2 separate regions of the Homo sapiens genome follow, and region 2 is linked to region 1. Evidence: read pairs that join two places in POLR2A ChIA-PET (ENCODE). Cell type or tissue: HCT116. All regions are shown on one strand. Region 1 holds the start of ARHGDIA (Rho GDP dissociation inhibitor alpha). Region 2 overlaps ASPSCR1 (ASPSCR1 tether for SLC2A4, UBX domain containing).

What was found. Peaks named below come from ENCODE experiments on the same cell type or tissue, not always from the same donor. Only the 100,000 strongest peaks of a DNase experiment are listed, where the experiment ranks them.
Region 2: POLR2A ChIA-PET joins it to region 1 with 6 read pairs; 9 of 35 experiments call an interaction of 5 or more read pairs at or near these places.

What each region holds. Positions count from the first base shown.
Region 1 is chr17:81,869,129-81,874,128 of GRCh38, forward strand. ARHGDIA (Rho GDP dissociation inhibitor alpha) reads right to left here and starts at 2,209. Exons shown (of 6, transcript NM_004309.6): 1 at 2,170-2,209; 2 at 613-829; 3 at 414-497; 4 at 202-278; 5 at 45-108. The coding sequence starts at 802. RefSeq lists enhancers at 1-122, 617-796, 2,737-2,806, 3,257-3,356 and silencers at 277-486, 1,517-1,946, 2,147-2,556. In HCT116, CTCF peaks have their summits at 374 (motif pointing right) and 578; a DNase peak (open chromatin) is centred at 2,273; H3K4me3 peaks cover 3,602 bases; H3K27ac peaks cover 4,731 bases.
Region 2 is chr17:82,001,353-82,006,352 of GRCh38, forward strand. All of the region lies in intron 7 of ASPSCR1 (ASPSCR1 tether for SLC2A4, UBX domain containing), which reads left to right. Among named protein-coding and RNA genes, the nearest start is that of CENPX, 19 kb to the right of the region's middle. RefSeq lists enhancers at 1-356, 1,805-2,326, 2,327-2,848, 2,849-3,370, 4,160-4,666. In HCT116, a CTCF peak has its summit at 2,208; a DNase peak (open chromatin) is centred at 2,599; H3K4me3 peaks cover 1,116 bases; H3K27ac peaks cover 3,761 bases.

The DNA of each region.
Region 1 (5,000 bases):
CGCACCCAAGCGGCCCCCTCTGCCCTGCCCGGGGCCCCACTCACTCTTGACGCCTTTCCTGTACGTATGCTGGATGTACTTCATGCCGGACACTATCTCTCGGTTAACCTGCAGGACCCGAAGCGAGGATCAGGGAAGGTCGGTCCGGACCCCAGCCCCAGCCCCGCCTCCATTCCCTGGCCACAGCAGCCTGTAGCTTACCCGGAAAGAGATTTTTATCCGGTACTCCACACCCTCCTTCAGCACAAACGACTGCTTCTTGAAGCTCTCCAGGTCGCCTGTTGGGGGGACCTCCCCCTCAATGACTGCCCAGCAGCCCTGCGCGAAGCCCCAGCCCTGCGCGGCCCCCTGGCTGCACTTCCCGAGATCCCCACCAGGGGCCGCCCGGACCCCCGCGGCCGCAGGGCACTCACCCGTCAGGTCCAGCTCCAGGGGGCCCGGGGCCGAGCTGCACACCAGGGTCAGGCCAGTCACCACGACGTTGGGGACGTTGGGGTCTGGGGAGTGACAGCAGGTGAGGGCCCCACCCCCACCAGTGGAAGTAGGGGCTGGGGAGCGGCAAGACAGCTGGAGTGAACGGGCGGCCACCCGGCTCCCGCAGCCCAGACTCACCTGCGGAAACGGCCACGCGGCCCAGCAGGGCCTCCTTGTACTTTCGCAGGCTCTCGTCGTCCTTGTCCAGCTCCTGGATCTCCTGGATGCTCTTCTGGGCCGGGGGCTTGTAGTTGACCGAGTGCTCATCCTCCTCGTTCTCCGCTGCAATCTGGGCCAGCTGCTCGGCTGTGGGCTCCTGCTCAGCCATGCTCAAGCTTAGCCTGGGTCGGGACACCTGTGGGCGGGACGGTGACAGGCCTTGGACCTGGATCCCCAACGGAGGCGCACTTCTGAGCAGGAGTGTGGGCTGCAGCCGGAGCTCCAAAAGGGCTCCAAGGGGGCCACCTTCGCTCCTCTCCACCCCCGCGATTCCTGCTCAGGGGCATCCTCTGGGGCAGTGTGAGGTGCCCCCACCCCAGGTATAACATCTAAGACAAAATGGGAACTGCAGCCGATCATGGGGAGAGAGGACACACCTCCCCCTCCACGATGGAGGAGGCAGCAGCCCCCTGTATGTGTGGGGCGGGGCTAGCAGGCCCCAGAATCAACCGGCGGGGCCCACACTAAACCCTCTCTTAGGGTCTTGCCGCTCTTGAGCTGCCCAGGCCCTCGCCCTACGGGGTAACGGGGCTCGGTATCCCTCAGTAGGGTTGCTCCTCTGGCCGTGGTAGTCACATGTAAACGTGTGTGGTCGGCTCAGCGTCATCTTTCAAACAGGATGCCCCTGGAGCTCGGATGTTAGGGGCAGCTAGAATACCGCACGGGGCCACCTGGACACGGGGATCCTAAGTATCTGCGGTTTCTCCACAATTGTGAGGGTCTGTGACCTACAACTTGGGAGCTACCACAGCCACTCAGTACTCTCGGGCCCTCTTGTAGATGGTGGGCCCGGAGTGCCCGGGGCAGCACTGACCCGGCAGGGGATCTGTCAGGCTCAGATCCTTCCCGGCAGCGTGGGAGGTGGGTCAGGGAGCAGCACACCCGGGACACCCAGGCCGGGGTCCAGGCCGCCCTGCTTCCTCCAGGGGCTGGGGCCTCCGCGCCGCGCGAGGATAGCCGTAGGCGCCGGGATCCTAGGGCGCGGCCCGCACTTCCGCAGGGCCCGCAATCCGTGCCGGGCGTGGCCCGGGCGCTGGGGGAGGCCGCGCCCCAATCCCCGCGTCGCCCCCGAACGCGATGGACCGCGGCTGCCGGCCCGGCGCCCCCCGCGTCCCCAAGGAGGGGCCCTCAGGTCTGGCCCGGGCCCCACGCGCCTCGGCGGCCATGAAAGAAGCTCCGGACCGCTCGGGAGGGGCCGGCACTCCCCTGGTCCCCGCCGCCCCTCCGGCCCGGGACCCGCACGTGGGGCCGGGGCCGCCGCCGCCCGGTCCCGCCCCGGCCCCGCCCTAGCCCGCACCGCCCTGGCCCGCTGTCACCGCGCCCCCGCCCGCCGAGACCCTGCCGCGGGCTCAGGGCGGGGCGCGAACAAAGGCGGAAGCCCCCACCTCAGCGCCCCCCGCCCCCGCCGGCGCCGCCGGTCCCCGCCCCGACCCGCCGCCTCCGCCCCGCCGCCTCCGCCCCGCCACGGCCACTCACCGGAGGGTTCGGCCGCGCGGTTCAGGATCCCTCCCGCACTAAATGACGAACGTCGTCGGCCGCCCCGCCCGCCCTGCCTGTCACTTCCGGGGTCACGAGACTTCCGCTCACTCGGGCGGGGAAGGCCAGGGCGCATGCGCGGCGCGCGGGTGGCCGGGGGCACGCCGTCGCCATCTTGCGGCTGGGCCTCGTGGGCGCGTTCCGCGTGGGTTCTGGCGTCGTCACCTTCCACCCCAAGCCCCGTCAGTGGTCACCTCTGTAAGCCAGGGCACTTCCCTACGCGAGCCCAGGGCGCCCGCACCCGGGAGGCGAGGTCCGGTCCCGCCTCTCGCCGCTGCCCAACCCGCGCCCACTCGAGGCCTGCGGCGGCCGCGTGGGCTGTGGAAGCCCGCGCAGGTGCAGTGCGCTGCCCTCCCCGGCCCAGTCGGTCCGACTGCGACTCTTGCTTCGGGGCCTAGTCACCTAGTCCCGGGACTTCGGGGAGGTAACGGGCACGGGGATTAAGTTCTCGTTAAACACGGGCGAGAGCGCTGGCGCGCGGGCCGTTCCAGGGCCTTGGTGTCCCCCGTGGAAAGACAGGGCTGTGGGGCTAGGAGGAGCCCCTTGCACGCCCCGCGGAAAGCTGGTGCTGGGCGAGGGCGCAGCGGAGGTGTTTTTCTCCAGGCTGAGACAGAATTCGTGCGCAGCGCGCGTGGCTGCCTGGCGCAGGCGCCGCTGCAGAGGCCCTAGTGTCCCTGAGGAATCCCGCGGCTCCTCAGGACCAGGAGGCAGGGAGCTCCTGGCACCGTGAGCAGATGAGGGGCTGCCTCAGCCTGGGCTTCACCGCAGAGCCCTGTTCCCCACTCCGCTTGTTCCGAGATTCCACACATTCGCCCACAAGGGCCGTGTTGAAGTATCAGGAACGGCCGCATAACGTGAGTGGCCTGGCCCAGCAGCAGTGCTCGCACCCAGCCCCGGGCTCGCCTCTCCTGGAGGCCAAGCCCCTAAATGCCCTGCACCAGACACTGGGTGGGACGCTGCCCCGCGTCCAGCCTGCAGCACTTGTTAGGACTGTGGACTCGTTAACGTGGACGCCTCTTTTATTTATTGATTGATTATTTTTTTGAGACGTAGTCTCAGTGTCGCCCAGGCTTGAGTACAATGGCACAATCTCGGCTCACTGCAACCTCCACCTTTCAGGTTCAAGCGATTCTCCTGCCTCAGCCTCCCGAGTAGTTAGGATTACAAGTGTGAGCCAACATGCCCAGCTAATTTTTGTATTTTTAGTAGCGACAGGGTTTCACCATGTTGGCCAAGCTGGTCTCGAATTCCTGACCTCAGGTGATCCACCCACCTCAGCCTCCCAAAGCGCTGGGATTACAGGCATGAACCACCGGGGTGCCCAATCTTTTTTTTTTTTTTTTTTTTTCTTCAAGACAGGGTCTTGCTCTTTTGCCCAGGCTGGAGTGCAGTGGTACAATCTCAGCTTACTGCTGCCTCTATCTCCTGGGCTCAAGCAGTCCTTCCACCTCAGCCTCCCGAGTAGCTGGGACTACAGGTGTGCAACACCATGTCCAGCTAATTTTTTATTTTTTGTACAGACAGGGTCTCACTATGTTGCTCAGGCTGGTCTTGAACCCCTGAGCTCAAGCGATCCTCCTGCCTCAGCCTCCCAAAGTGCTAGGATTACAGGTGTGAGCCACCATGTCCGGCCACCCAGCCTCTTTTAATCACTCTTGAGCTCCATGCAGACAGGGCCCTGTCTGTTTGGCCCATACTGCCAGGCAACCCAGGCTGATCAAGAGAAGTGGAGACCACACGCACACACACACGCACAGCTGCTTTGTTCAGACACAGACATGAACACAGGAGGGCATTTTTGGGGACAGAACTATGCAAAATACCGAGCTTGGTGTCTTTTGAAAATTTCTGAATGTTGGAGGGATATTTGAGAGTTTCTGTAACTGAGTCACACTGTCAGTGCCATGTCATCAGCACAGCGTTTCCTAATCAGGTGTGAAATGCTTCACTGTTAAAGACTCAGAGCCCCTGTGCAGGTGATCATGTTGCCCAACTTTCCAATAACCCAAGTGCTTTTAAAAAAAAACTGTTGGGCCGGGCGCGGTGGCTCACGCCTGTAATCCCAGCACTTTGGGAGGCCGAGGCGGGCGGATCACGAAGTCAGGAGATCGAGATTGTCCTGGCTAACACGGTGAAACCCCGTCTCTACTAAAAATACAAAAAATTAGCCAGGCGTGGTTGCAGGTGCGTGTAGTCCCAGCTACTCGGGAGGGTGAGGCAGGAGAATGGCGTGAACCCGGGAGGCGGAACTTGCAGTGAGTGGAGATCTCGCCACTGCACTCCAGCCGGGGCGACAGAGCGAGACTCTGTCAAAATAAATAAATAAATACATAAATAAAAGATTCGATTGTGTGGGTATACATTTTGTTTGTAACCATTCCAGTTGGCAAATATTTGGTTTCTTTTTTGTCCATTATGAATAATACTGCCATAAACATTTACGAATATTATAAACCATTATAAATGTTGCATTAAGCCTTTTCATGAATATGTGCTTTCATTTCTCTTGGGTAGATTCCTGAGTGGAAGTCCCCAAATGTTTTCCAATGTAGGTGTGCCACTTTGCACCCCCTAGCAACGCTGGGCTGCTCCAGGTGGCCACAGGCTCAGCAATACCTGCTGTGCTTGATCCCAGCTGTACAAGTGTGAAGCAGTGTCGTGTCACACTGTGAGTCGCACCTGCACTTCCCCAATGAGTCTTCCTGGGCAGAAACCTATTTAAATCTTTTGCTCATTTTTAATTGGGCTGTCTGATTAAGCTATGAGTACTT
Region 2 (5,000 bases), 130 kb after region 1:
GCCAGCACAGTCAGTGGCCAGGGTGGCCCAGGTCCCTGCTATGCCTCATGGGTGTCTGAGGACAACCCTGGGCTCTGAGGCTGTCCCTAGGGGCACAGCCTGTGGCCTTGATTGGAATGGCCACCAAGCGTGGCTGGCAGATGGCTCAGCGACTTTGCAGGTGGCTGGCTGAGTCCCGGCTGTTTAGAAGCCTGGTGACTGACAGGCGCTTGTGTTTTGGTGAGGAACCCCGGGGGGTAGGGGGTGGATGCTCGCCACTGGGGCTGTGGGGAGAACTGGGAGTGTGGGGCTCCGTACTGGGCGAGTCGGCTGCTGCAGGGCGCAGACCCCACTGGCCCCTTCTGGCCTGGACTCTCCTCCCCGTTGGGCCCAAGATCCCCTGGTTGGGATTGTTCCAGGAACTCAGGTCAGGGGCCCCGTCAGCCCTTCCCGGGCTCCCCCAGGAGCAGCCTCCAGACTCTGCCCTGCGGATGACCCCCCTCACCAAACTGCTTTTCCTGCCTGTCCGGGGGTGTTGGTGCGCTTTATCCACAGTGACACACGCCTGCCACACCGTAACGTGCCCAGCTCCAGACGGGCTCATGGTCAGCCCAGGCTGCAGCAGTCCTGAATCCTGTTCTTATTTTTCTTTTCTTTTTTTTTTCTTTTTCCTTTTTTTTTTTTTTTTTTTTTTGAGACACAGTCTCGCTCTCTTGCCCAGGCAGGAGTGCAGGGGCACAATTACGGCTCACAGCAGTCATGACCTTCCATCTCAGCCTCCCGAGTAGCTGGGACTGCAGGTGTGAGCCACTGCACCTGGCCTCTTTTCATCTTCTAAAGTATTTTTCTTTTTAAAATTAAAAAGTGATTTTTTTTTCTTATGAGTACCTCATGCTTTATATTTTCATCTTTTCATTTTCATTTTATTTTATTTTATTTATTTTTTTGAGACAGTCTCGCGCTGTCACCCAGGCTGGAGTACAATGGCACGATCTCGGCTCACTGCAACCTTCCCCTCCCAGTTCAAGTAATTTTTCTGCCTCAGCCTCCCGAGTAGCTGGGATTGATTACAGGTGTCTGCCACCTGTAATTTCTGTGTTCTTTGTAGAGAAGGGGTTTTGCCATGTTGGTCAGGCTGGTCTCGCACTCCTGACCTCAGGTGATCCACTTGCATCGGCCTCCCAAAGTGCTGGGATTACAGGTGTGAGCCTCTGTGCCCAGCCTATTTTTATTTTTATTTTTATTTTTTGAGACAGAGTCTCACTCTGTTGCCCAGGCTGGAGTGCGGTGGCATGATCTCAGCTCACTGCAACCTCCACCTCCCGGGTTCAAGTGATTCTGCTGCCTCAGCCTCCTGAGTAGCTAAGAGGCGCCTGCCACCATGCCCGGCTAATTTTTGTATTTTTAGTAGAGATGGGGTTTTACCATGTTTGTCAGGCTGATCTCAAATTCCTGACCTCAGGTGATCTGCCTGCTTTGGCCTCCCAAATTGTTAGGATTACAGGCGTGAGCCACCGCGCCCGGCCTGTTTTCATCTTTTTAAAATAACTTTTTTTTTTTCGAGACAGGGTCTGTCTATGTTGCCTAGCCTGGAGTGTGGTGGTGCGATCTCTGCTCACTGCAACCTCCACCTCCTGGGTTCAAGCGATTTTCGTGTCTCAGCCTCCTGAATAGCTGGGATTACAGGTGCCCGTTTAGTAGAGATGGAGTTTTCATCATGTTGACAGGCTGCTCTTGAACTCCTGACCTTAGGTGGTCTGCCGGCCTTGGCCTCCGAAAGAGCTGGCATTACAGGCGTGAGCCACCGTGCCCAGCCTAAAATAACTTTTCTTGGCTGGGTACAGTGGCTCGCACCTATAATCACAGCACTTCGGGAGACCGAGCTGGGAGGATCTCTTGAGCCTAGGGGTTTTAGACCAGCCTGGGCAACATAACGAGACCCCATCTCTACAAAGGAAATTTAAAAATTAGTAGGGCGTGATGGTGTGTGCCTGTAGCCCCAGCTACTTGGGAGGCTGAGACGGGAGGATTGCCTGAGCCTGAGAGATCAAGACTGCAGTGAGCTGAGATTGCACTGCTGCACTCCAGCCTGGGCAACAGAGCGAGACGCTGTCTCAAAACAGAAACATCTCTGCTTTGGGCCTTCCTTGTTGGCCTCTCCCCAGCCATGTGGCCACTCGCTGGCAGGCCCGGGCCATGAGCATCGGTGCGGATGCTGTGCTCAGCCTGGGGGCGGCGCCGTCTCCTCTGGGTGGGATTCGAGGCCTGATGCCTCTGCCTGGTGCAGGAGGGATGTTGTGCTGAGGGTGTTCCCCGTGCTTTGGATGTAAAATTTGGGCATGGAGTTTGTGGTGTCTTCAGAGGCAGTCCCGCCTGCGTCCTTTGTGCATGCCTGTCCACGCCGGTCGCAGCGGTCTCCCCACAGAGCCCGCGCCCACGCCCTGGCACAGCCTCTCCTGCTGTGCACGTCCCAGGCCTTTGATGGCGTCCACGTGCTCCGCCGCCTGCCTCCGAGGGTGGCCGGGGCGCTGAGTAACTCGGGAGGTTTGGCCCGTGTCTGGCGTAGTGATTCATTGAAGCTCAGAGCCTCCAGGGGAAACTCCACACTCCCTCTCACCGGAGCCCTGGCGGGGCAGGCCGGGCCGAGACGGTGGGAGGGAGGGAGGCCGGGAGGGAAAAACACAAACCCTCAGAGACGCTGGAAACTCTGAGGTTGGGGCCACCTCCGAATGGGTTCACATTTTTCCTCTGTGTGTCATCACATCCTGGAAAATTACTGTCAAGAAAAGGAGACCTCTGGGCAGTGTCCCGGCCTGTGTGCATGCCCCTGGCGCCCTCACCCTGCAGCCCCCAGCCTCCCTCCCCTCGGTTTCCCAGCTCAGCGGCCCAGGGATGCCCCAGCACTGTCTGCTGTGAGGCCGCGCGCCCGCAGGGCTGCCCCCGGCATCCCGGACAGCGTCCCTGTCCTTAGTCCTGCCCGTCCTTTCTGGCCTTTCTCCGGCCCCCTTCCAGTTTCGGGGCATCTGGATAAATGGTTAGCATCATTGTGGTCCGGTCCTTGGCGGCCCTCCTGGAGGCCGGGACCTGGGGGTCCACCGGGGGCCTGGGTTTGCAGGAGACAGGAAGGGGCTAAAGGGGCAGAAGCATGCAGGGGCTTCACCTGCAGGAGGAGTCGGGTCTTTCACAGCTGCCCGGCCACCCTCGGAGCCTGAGAGGCCATCACACCTTTCCCTCATGGTGCCAGCTGGACCCTCCACGCTCCTTGCCTCCTTGTGTGTCATGTGGCAGCCACAGGCACCCCCACCCTGTGGCGCATTTTGAGCTTCTGGGGAGCTCAGCACACACAGCCCCTGTGAAAGTGCAGTGCCGGCTGCTGGACCCTGCTGTGCCCCCGGCATCACCCCTGTCCTCTGAGACCTCTGACTCTGCCCAGCAAGAGGGGCAGGGTCGGGAAGAAGGGAGTGTGGGGCCTTTGGAAGCCGGGCCCAGGCAGTGAGGCGGAAACCAGGCTGGGCTCAGCATGGCGAGCTCCTCCTGGTGAAGGCACTGGTGTCCGGGGGCATCAGCGGCACAGAGAAGGTTCTGGGCTCCATCTCCTGAACCTGTCTGGAAGAGCCCAGCTGCTCCCATGGACCTGCGACCTGCTGCCCGGGGCCGGGGGTCTGGGCCTCTTTGCATCGGCTCAGGGGAGGCCATCCGTGGCTGGGCGAGGGTCAGCTGCCATTTGGATGCCCCGGCAGCCGTGGGGCTCTCGCCTCTGCCAGAGCAGGCAGCTTCCGAGGTGGCAAGGGCTTTGGGGAGCAGCGGGAGGCCTGGGGGTGCCGAGTGTTCCGGAAATATTGCTGGTTCTTCTGGGGCAGTCCTGGCCCGCTGGGCAGAGCAGAACACGGCCTCTGCTCAGTGGCAGGGTGGGGCGCCGGGGTGGCGGAAACATGAGGCCGCGTGAAGTGGGCATCAGTTGGGCCCTGGGGTTTGGTCTCGGAGGCCTGCGGGGCAGTGGTCCCCCGGCTCTTGCTGCCCTGCGGTTCAGTTCCTCCTGCTGCAGCGCCTGTGTGCCCCGTGGGTCGGCAGGTCTCGTGAGAGGCCTCATCTGAGACAGGAAGCCCCACGCAGGCTTCTGGAAGGCTCCTCCTGGCTCTCAGCCACCCCGTTGGCTGAGTGAGACTGACCCCAGCAGCTTCCTGAGGCGTGGCAAGGCCCCCAGGGACACCTGGCGGCCACACACCTGGGGGACCCCACCAAGGCTGAGACCCAGGTTGGGGCCCCCTGCACTGCTGAGGTTTGGGCCTCATTCCCCGCTGGCCCTCCGTCTGCTTGGGAGCTTTCCAGGTGGGGATGTTTGTAGGGACAGTGGTATGGCATCCAGTTGCCTCCTCCCTGAAACCTTCAACCCGAACCTCACTCAGCACAGAGAATTGGGGGCCAGACCACGGCGGACGGAGGCGTCCTGCTGACACAGCCCCTGTCGGGATGTGGGAAGGGGCGGAGGCACAGCTCCAGCCCCAGCGTGACCGTGTGTGTGGGAAAACCGTCCGGGTACTTGGGGACAGCAGGGACATTTCCAGTGTGGGTGTGTGAGAGCCACCTCCCCCATGCGGTGGGCCCTGGTGTGATGCTGGCAGCTGGGACAAGAGTCCTTCTCTCAGCAGATGCTGCTGTGCTCCTGGGGCACAGTCTGTGGTTTTCTTTTGTGTGCATGTCCATGCTTGGGTGTTGTGTGCATGTCCTTGCGTGTGCGTGTCCTTGCGTGTGCACGTGTGTGCTTGGGGGCGTGTGTGTGTCCTTGCGGGTACACATGCGTGCTTGGGGTGTGTGTGCATGTCCTTGTGGGTGCACGTGTGTGCACGGGTGTGTGTGTGTGCGTCCTTGCATGTGCACAGGTGTGTGTGTGTGTGTGTGTCCTTGCGGGTGCATGTGCATGCTTGGGGGGCGTGTGCGTGTCCTTGCGGGTGCACGTGCGTGTTTGGGGGTGTGTGTGTGTCCTTGCGGGTGCACGTGTGCTTGGGTGCATGCAGGTGTGT